Regions from separate parts of the Mus musculus genome. Here region 1 is linked to region 2. The links are chromatin contacts, found by Hi-C or POLR2A ChIA-PET in ENCODE. All regions are on one chromosome and are shown on one strand. The core of a region is the stretch at or near the end of the contact, and the rest is flanking DNA. Distances in the headings are between cores, read along the strand shown. Region 1 holds the start of Cc2d1a (coiled-coil and C2 domain containing 1A). Region 2 holds the start of Dcaf15 (DDB1 and CUL4 associated factor 15).

Region 1 (4,827 bases), core at 468-2,967, 43 kb after region 2:
TAGACTCTAGGAAGGTAGGGCTCCTGTTTTCCTGCCCCATGTCCATCCCAGTGCCTAGCTCCAAGTACTGCCCACAGCAGAAGTCCCAAAGAATATGTTGAGCATCTTTCTTACCTTGGCCTTTCAGTTTCTCTAGGGCCTGGGGCTGACCCCCCACCAAAGCCAGGAATTCAGCCTCCAGCTCCTCCTCATTAATCCCATCCTCGGGGATCATCAGGCCGTCTGGGGAGAAGTCAACCAGCAGACCAAGCTACGGGAGCAACCGGGCTCCAGTTAGACCTTCCATAGACCGCTCAGGCCCAGAGACCCGTCGGGATGCTGGAACCAAATCTCTACGAGGAAGCCATTTCTTGGAGAGACCAGGAGGCTGAGGAAGACACCCTCATACAATAACGTTCTTTATGCACATGGCTCCCCAGCAGCAGAGAACGCACCAGTGTGGGACTGGAAGGTGCACTCATCATTAAAGTGCTAACCCTAACCCTAGTATGTGCAAAGCTGGGTTCCATCCCAGCATGGCAAGGAGAAAAATAAATAAATAAAAGCCACGATGACTATGACAACAGTGGGGGCAAAGTTGAAGAACTGGGTCTTTTTTATAGACCTGCCCTTCTGCTTTGGCTAGTGACCAACAAAATATGATGAGTTACATGAAATTACCCTTTCTATAGGTCCAAATTGGCCAAATCTTAGCAGTTATGCATGGCTTCACCTATTGAGTGAAGCCATTAGTCACAGAGAGCCCAAGAATCCAGCGGCCACACTCCCTCTGTTCTAGCATTTTTCCATAAATAGTCTCAGTAAGTCTTTATAACTGCCCTTTAAGGACTCTTCTAGGCTTCCATTCCACAGGTGGAAAAACTGAGGCTCCAAACTACAAATACATTCAGTCAAATGTACCTAGGTCAGGGGGAACCTGAGCACAGAGCCCTGGGATCCCTGGTTCAAAGATGGGACAAATCAAACTCCCACAGGCCCTGAATCTGGGAGTATGGCTCTGGGCCACAGTCTTGTAGGTTTTCCTGTACACCTCTGGACTGACATTTCTGTCTGGCCAGGTGCTTCATCCTTGTGACCTTGACTAGATAGATCTCTGCGCCTCCCTTATCCTTAGTGTCCTCATCTGTACAATGGGTGTAGAGTGTGGCCTGACCCAGTTAATGCAAAGGCCTGAAAAGCCGGTCTGATTGCTTTCCCTTCCCGGTTGGAAGTGCTGCAGCAACAGGTGTTCCCTGAATCTGGGGTGTGAAGCTAGAAGCTGGATGGCCCAACCCAGTAGGCCATACACCTCACCTCGGGGGCGGGGCGGAGACCAGGGTTCACCTGGTGGCGAGGATCAGGCTTTTCTGGGGGTGGGGCACTCCCCGCGAGTGTGAGGAAGGGTGGAGAGAGACTCTGAGGAAGGGTGGGCAGGTACCCCTCGGTGGGTAGAGGGGCACACACTCACCTGGCGGGCAGTGACAGCACCTCGGCCCGGGGGTGCCTGGGGTCCATTCCTCTTGTGCATCTTCCAGGCTCGAAGCCCGGACTACCAGCCCCTGCACCTTTGCCTTGCCTTGCCTCTTCACCGAAGTCGAGTCTCAGAGCTCGCGCTGTTCCTGAGCCCTGAGTCCCTCCTCCGCGCCCGGCCCCCCGGGATTCTCGAGTTTGGGCCGCCCAGCTTCCGCCTTGGCCTTCAGGAGCGCGGCGGCTGGATTCGTGGGCTCTCTAGTTAAACTACAATTCCCGGCAGTCAGAGCGTGGAGGCGCATGCGCCTAGCATAAAGTAGGGCAGAGAGAAGGCGGAGCATGCGTAAGGTGTGTAGTCGGTACTACGCGTGCGTGGGGCGTGGCCTCACGGGCGGGAAAAAGAGAGAGAGCTGCAGGTGTGAGGGCGCGGCAGTGTGACGTCTGTGGCTCCACACCGCCGCACATCGTTCTGTTAGGCTTTGTGGTGGAGTGGGTGCGGGTGTGGGTGTGGGTGTGGATGCTCCTGCTCTCCCGTCTGTGGCGCAGGTCTTCAGGAGCCGAGTCCACAGTGTCAGGCCTCAGGCCTTCCTGTCTCCCACCGCCAGTTTGCCACGCGGTCCCCGTGACTGCCTATGTGGGTATTTTCTCAGAACGTTACGCCAGTGACCTAGGCGACCTATTCCCCATCAGATCCAGGTTGACCTCGTCCCGACTAAGGACAGAGCAACTTCCATTACTGCTGTGGCCCAGGTTGGTTCTGGCTTGCCATGGGTCCCACAGTCTGAAGACATTGGCCGGAAGCCACTCCTGACGCGGGGTAGCCCTCCTAAAGTCTTGTGTGACTTTGGTGGGTCTCCAGAGACCTCTCTGAAGCTTCCAAGTACCCCATGTCCCAGATAATTAAGCTTTGGGTGTGGGTGGGGGAGAAACGTAGTTGTCTCCAACCCAGAGACTCCAGCAGATACCGTGAAGAGGACGAGATCGTTCCTTCACACAGGGAAAGGGTGTGAATGGCTACCTGGCCATGGTCCAAGGTGGCTATGACCTGTCGCCCCACCCAGTGTCCTGCTGAAGACCAGCTGACTCCCCTCATCAGGCTGCCAGATGGGCCCAGTGGAGGAGGGAGACAGGGTACAGATGGGGACATACAGTGCTGGCAACAGCTGGAGAGTTTGTTTGTTGTTTTCAGATTTCTCAGGGAAAGATAAAATGAATAAGAAGAAACAGCGGAACTCAGGTATTTGGTTTATTCAAATTGGCTTTTTATTTTATTTTTATTTTTAATTTATTTCCAGGCAGAGTTTATGTATATCCCTGGCTGTCTGTCCTAGAACTAACTCTGTAGATCAGGCCTCAAACTCAGAGACAAACCTGCCTCTGCTTCCAGAGTGCTGGGATTAAAAGTATGATTCACCACAACCTGGCCTCAAATCGGCTTTTAAAATATTTATTTGAGGTACTAGGAATGGAACATGGAGCTTCCTGCATGATAAAACACTCTACCATGAAACTACATCTCAGACCCAAGGTGACCTTTTTAAACTTTTTATGATGTTTTTGAGATGGAGGAGGGGATTCTTGCCATGTGGGCCGACTAGTTTTATGTCAGTTTGACCCAAGTCATTTGGGAAAAGGGACTCTCAATTGGGAAAATGCCTCCAAAAGATTTGCCTGTAGCCAAGAGTGTAGTGTGTTTTCTTGATTAATGATTGATGTAGGTGGGTCCAGCTCGTGGGTGTGCTGCCTGGAGGCAGGTAGTCCTAAATTACATAAGAAAGCAGTTAGCTGTGAGCAAAAGCCCGTAAACAGCATTCCTTCATATCCTTTGTGAGTTCCTGAGGTTCCTCTCCTGACTTTCTCTGGTGATGGACTATGATATAAAAGTGTAAGTGGAATAAACCCTTTCTCCCTTGACTTGCTTTTGTTCATAGTTTTATGGTTTTTATAGTTTTTATTCCAACAATAGAAATCCTAACTAAGACATCATGTAGCCCAGGCTGGCTTTGAGCTTATGATCTTCCTGTCTCAGCTTTCCAAGTGTTGGGATGATAGGCCTGCGGCACCAAGCCCAGGTGTTCTGATGCTTTGTAAATGGAATCTCAGTATGGGGCTGCAGAGGTGACTCAGTAAAGTGCTTTCCAAATAAGCATGAGGACTTGACCCCAGTGGCCAGAACTGTGTTTAAAAAGCCAGGCATGGTTGGCCCTTGTTTGTAATCCCAATGACTTGCAGGTGAACAAGTACAGCCTACTTGGCAAGTTCCAGGTCAGTGAGAGACCCCCATAAAACAAGGACGGGGCTGGGGAGATGGCTGGGTGAGTTTGGTGCTTGCTGTGTGAAAAAGAGAACTCAAGTTTGGACTCCTAACACATAAAAGCTGGGTATGGTGGTGCATGTCTGTGCCCCAGCACTAGAGATGGGAAGTGGAGACAGCTAGTCTAAACACAACAGGAACCTCCAGGTTCAGTGAGAGATCGTCTCTCAAAGACAAATAAAATTGTTTTAGAAGATACAGATGAAGAAAGATGCCTAATATTGACCTCTGACTCCACATGTTCACCTATGCTCAGGCAAGAGCACTGGCATACACATGCAGGTGAACACACACACACACACACACACACACACACACACACACTCCCCAAGGTGGAAGGCTCCTGAAGAAGGACACCAGGCATCGTGTTCTGGCCTGTACACATGTACTCCCTCCCATACGCTCTCTTGCTCAGACTGACCCTGCATTCTTCTTGGGCTCGGGTGACTCTCCTACCTTAGCTGTCTAAGTAGCTGAGACCACAATACCACCACCAAACCCGTCTCCATAGCACTTCTTTCCCCACCCCCTTACCCCTCCATAGCACTTCTTAATAGCTGCTTCTCATCAGAGCACTAATATGACAGCCTTAAGCACCTTCAAAGATAGTGAAACTTTAGTACAGGCTAGTAAGAATAATAGAAATTATGGAGAAGGCTTATCATTTAAAAAAAAAAAAAAAAGAACTTTCTAGTGTTTCCCCGAGCCTCTGATCCCAAGGCTAGGAGACCAAGAAGTTTTCCCCACTTTAGGTTTCAGGCAGAAATGATTCCTGCAGAAGGCTAATGCCAGATCATCTGGTATGTTACTATTTCTGATCTAGATCCAAAAATGTGATTAGTTGGTCTCTGTTCACTGTAATTGTGGATAAGTCTGTACCTCAGTTCCCAGTTAAGTAAGTGAGTGATAGCGAATGCACCTAGCTTGGTTTATTTTATGTTCTGCAGTGCTGGGGAGAAGCCAGGGCCTCATGCTCTGAGACAAGTGCTCTACCACTCTGATTTACCCCTAGCAGAAAGCCAGATAAAGGTACCCCTTGGTCTGTCTTCTGACTGACCCCGGTA
Region 2 (4,432 bases), core at 786-3,285:
TGGACGTTGAACTCCCACCAGTAGAGGTGATATATGTAGAAGGAGAAGTCGTCATCCCCACTGCTGCTGGTGTAGGAGAGGACATAGCGGCCACACTTGGAAAATCCCAGGAAGATATGGCTGTGGGCAGAATGGGCAGATGAGGACACGCCCACAGCCCGACCTGCCACCACCCAGCCTAGCTTCAGCCTCACCCTGCATAGAGAAAATCCTCATCTACGATGTTCTTGAGGGACACGCAGACCCTGGGGGGCAGCTTCCGGAAAAGACGAGGTGAGAGCTGCCCACTGATCTGGGGAAGAGACAGCCAGGGCTCTTTAGCCAAGCAGCCTCCCAGCCTCCTTCCCAGAGGCCGAGGCTTCCCCAGGCCCACTGCTGGGGCAGATGGAGACACCAAAGCCAAGTGACCTTACAAAGCACCCCACCCCCACCAAGGACCCAGGTTACATCCCAGCCGTAGCCCCGTTTGGATCCAGAGTCCTCCCAGCCCTAGCCCTACGTCTCCCTGTGGAAGGATCCCTCACTGGGACAACTGACTCCTTCCTGAAAACTGACGCATGAGACTAGGATGTGGGGCCATGCATTTATCTGCCTGCTCCCAATTAGCCCACAAGGGGACCCATCTCTCTCTTGATAATGTAGTTACTGTGCAGACTACAACTCACAGTAGAGGCGAGGACAGCTTGCAGGAGTCTCTATGTCCTCTCACTGCGTGGCTCCTGGGGATCTCACACATTATTAGGTTTGGTGGCAAGAGCCTATACCTATAGAGCCTCCGAACCAAAAGCTCCCAGTATTCCCAATGCTCCAATCCATTATTAAGAAAACCCCTTTCTTAATTAACTGCCAATCAACTGTCACACCCTAAAACATCACCAAGGAAGGATCTGAGGAAACAGGCATAAAGCTGACCACTGGGGAGCTATTCTGGCCCGCCTTCAAAAGATAGCCATCTAGTGGGAAAGAAGGCCTGGCACCTTGCCCCTAGTTCATCTCGACCCATGAAGGGAATGGCTTTGTCAGACAAGCCTTCCTGAGAGGATATAACCCTTGCCCAGGGAGTGTCTAGGCTAAGGGCAGAGCCACAGCCTTGCTTAGGGAGCACCAGGAAAAAGCACAGTTCGCCCTTACCCAGTTCCCAACTTCCTGTGCACATAGACAATCTTGCTCCACAGCTGCCCACCTAACATTATTCACATCCCTGTCCTTTCAGGTGTCCTCTGACAAGGGAGACAGAGCCCTAAGTGGCTTCCACTTTGAGAAGACCTGGCCCTACTCTGGAAACATTCCTCCATTCAATGAGTGAGGCAGACCTAGGTACAAGCACTAGATATAGAGATGGTCAGAGCTTGGACAGACAGGGAGCATCCAACAGAGGCTGCCCATTGTCGGTAGCAGGGGCTCTTCAGGGGTTTGGGGGGGTAGCTCCAACAAGGGGCAGTGCTTTGAAAAATCGGTCTAAACCAAGGTCTCCCCTTCCTCCAGATTCCTCGGACAGCTTCTACAGTAACCCGCCCATCAGCCTCCATCCCCGGTCTTTCCTCCATGATTCTCCCCGGCCTCCGCCACCCAAGCCCCTTCCTTCTTCACTGATCTCGCCTAGCAGCCTTCATTCAAGGCCCCCTGCAGGTGACCCGCCTCACTGGCTGCACACAAGTCACCAACCTTCGCCAGCCCAGCCCGCGCCTCAGCACCAGCCTCCACACCGCCAAACCCATCCCCATCCCCACCGCCCGGCCCGCCCAGCCCCCTCCCGGCCCCGCCCCCCACCTCGCCGCGCCGCCCTCCCTCCGCCGCCTCCCGCGTCCCCTCCTCCTCACAACCGGGCGCGCTCGCCTCAGACGCCAGGCCTCACCTTGACTCGCTCCAGCTGCTTGAGAACGTGTTCCCGCCGCCGCCCCACCGCCCGCTTCCCCCCGGTCCCCCCAGGGCCTCCGCCGGCGCTCCCGGCCCCGCTGTTCCGCTCCGATTTCGAGCTGGGCGCCATTTTCACCCCCTCCCTCCACTTCCGGAGCAACCGGTCCCTTAGCCCCGCCCCTGGCACTTTCTGATTGGCCTTTTCTCCTTACTGCGGCCGGCCGGTTGGGTGACAGCCGGCATTCCTTGTCGCTTCCCGCTACGCTTGTCCATCAAAGCTATCTTGGTTTTTGGTTGGTAAAGATGGTAACAGCTCCCGCCTTATTCCCGCCCTTCATTAAAGATAAACCACTCAGAAACCACTTTGGCGCTCCTCGGCCAAAAAACTTCAACTGAATAGGCGAAGATTTCTGTCAGGCTTGACATTGTCACGCCCCTGAGTGGGTTTCCGTGGAAACCACTGGCCGTCCAGCGGCCTGTGGGCGGGGCTATGGGAACCTGTGGTCCATAAGGGCCAGAATCTCCAGCCCTGGCTCTGGCTCAGGCTGGGAGGGCCGAGGCCTGAGGAGCATCCCTGGGCAGCTAGGGAGGAGACCAGGAAAAGGCGGTGGGGAAAAAAATGGCTCGTTTTAAAACATCTTCCAGGCCGGGCGTGATGGTTCACGCCTTTCCAGCACTTACGAGGCAGAGGCAAGTGGATCTCTTTGAGTTTGAGGCCAGCCTGAGTGAGTTCTAGGATAGCCAGGGCTACACAGAGAGACTCTTGTCTCAGAAAAACAAACAAAGAAACAAAACAAAGCATCTTCCGGACGACGATGACGATGATAGCATCAGACAGATATCATGCTGTTTTTAAAAAAATTAATTTCCATGGGTCAGGCGTGGTTCTGAGTTTGCACCTCCTGTGGAAGGCCTGTTAAGCCTATCATACTAATTAATAATGGTAATAAATATTACGGGACATGACAGCTTCATGCACCAGTTTTGCCTACATTCACTCAATCTCTGCAATGGTCCTTTATTTTACACGTGGAACAGGCATAAAGTGAACTCCCCTGAAGACATGGCACTTGTGTACCCAGACTGCTGGCTGCTCTTTTTACAGCCACATTCGGTTTATTGAGAACCCAGCTAACAGGACAGGTCATAAACAAGGAAATGAGTACCTGTCCTTGAATTCCAGGTATGGGTAGAAAGGCAGTTGGATGCAAAGTAGCTTTGTGAAGCGGGGGAGGAGGAATATTCCAGCAAAGACAAAGGTTTCTGGAGAGGTTCAAGACTAACCTGCCATGATGTATGGATTAGTGATGGGGACACTGCTGAGAGACTTACTAGGTGATCTCTTCTTTATGCAAAGACTGGAGGGCTCACTAGCAGCCCCCCTCCCCCCAGCATGAGGAGAAAATATGACCATGCATGTGCAGACCCAGCCTCAGCTGAATCATAGACTAGTGGACCCAGAGCAGGAGGGAAAGGAAGAGCAAGGAGGCAGTGTGTGTGTGTGTGTGTGTGTGTGTGTGTGTGTGTGTGTGTGTGTGTGTGTTTGTGTGTATGTGTGTGCGCGCGCACAGTGTACAGATGAGATTTTGCCCATGAAAGTGTATGAAAAGACAAGAGGTCAAAAATGGTCTTCTCACTCTCCACCTTAATTTAGGGATGAGTTGTTTGTTTGGTTGGTTGGTTGGTTTTGGTTTTGGTTTTGGTTTTGGTTTTGGTTTCTTAGGGCCTCACTGTATAGCCTTGGCTGACCTGGAGCTTGCTATGTAGACCAGGCTGGCCTCAAACTCAGAGGAAACCACTGCCTCCTGAGTCTTTCACTGAGCCTGGAGTTTGTGATTTCTGTTAAGAAGCAAGATCCACCCAAGGCTGCTGTAGTGGGGAAGGAAACTTTAAGGAGAAACCTGTTTTACTGCCCCTCCTCATCTTCAGAACTTCTACTACAGACACTCCTTCCTCTAGGAGGAGGGGCTTACTTGCTCCCTGGTATGGGCACTTAAATTAGTGTCTTTATAGAATGAGGGGAGCTGGGCATGCGTGGTGCTGCCTACCTTTAATTCCAGTACTAGGGAGGGGCAGAAGGTCTGTGAGTTCTAGGCCAGCCTGGTCTATATAGAGAGTCCCAGGCCTACCAGGGTTATGTAGTGAGACTGTGTCAATCAGTCGATCAATAGCAAACAAAACAGAAAGTAAACGGAGGGCAGTAGAAGTGATCTGGCAGATAGCTCCTTAACCAAAAAGCAAAGTATGACTGTCAGCTGTGGGCCATGTTGCTCTCATGACACATAATAGGTCTGAGGAAAAACACCTTTTTGGTTTTTTTTCTTTCTTTTTAGTTTCTGTTACTGTTGGTGTGTGTGTGTGTGTGTGTGTGTGTGTGTGTGTGTGTGTGTGTGTGTGTGTGCATGCGTGTGCGTGCGTGCATGCGTGTGCGTGCGTGCAAGGACATTATGGCATGCTTCTGGAAGTCAGAAAGCAGCATTTATGATTGAGTCTCTCCTGTCTTGGATTCCTAGGTCTTTTATTTTGTTTATTTATTTTATTTTACTTTTATTTTCGAAACAGGTTCTCTCTACAT

What was found. A loop is a pair of places that touch in the nucleus more often than their neighbours do. ChIA-PET counts read pairs that join two places held with the same protein, here RNA polymerase II (POLR2A).
Region 1: a loop to region 2 is called in a map of heart, with 6 times the contacts of the local background. The contact joins the promoter of Cc2d1a here to the promoter of Dcaf15 in region 2. A Hi-C loop is called at or near these places in 7 of 37 maps with a recorded cell type or tissue (adrenal gland, heart and left cerebral cortex). POLR2A ChIA-PET finds 5 or more read pairs at or near these places in 3 of 5 experiments (Patski and embryonic stem cell).

What each region holds. Positions count from the first base shown.
Region 1 is chr8:84,146,200-84,151,026 of GRCm38, forward strand. It overlaps Cc2d1a (coiled-coil and C2 domain containing 1A), which reads right to left and starts at 1,718. Exons shown (of 29, transcript NM_145970.2): 1 at 1,448-1,718; 2 at 115-250. The coding sequence starts at 1,507. It overlaps 4930432K21Rik (RIKEN cDNA 4930432K21 gene), which reads left to right and starts at 1,839. Exons shown (of 9, transcript NM_029045.2): 1 at 1,839-2,199; 2 at 2,639-2,686. The coding sequence starts at 2,659.
Region 2 is chr8:84,102,762-84,107,193 of GRCm38, forward strand. It overlaps Dcaf15 (DDB1 and CUL4 associated factor 15), which reads right to left and starts at 2,036. Exons shown (of 13, transcript NM_001357322.1): 1 at 1,856-2,036; 2 at 195-292; 3 at 1-120. The coding sequence starts at 1,987.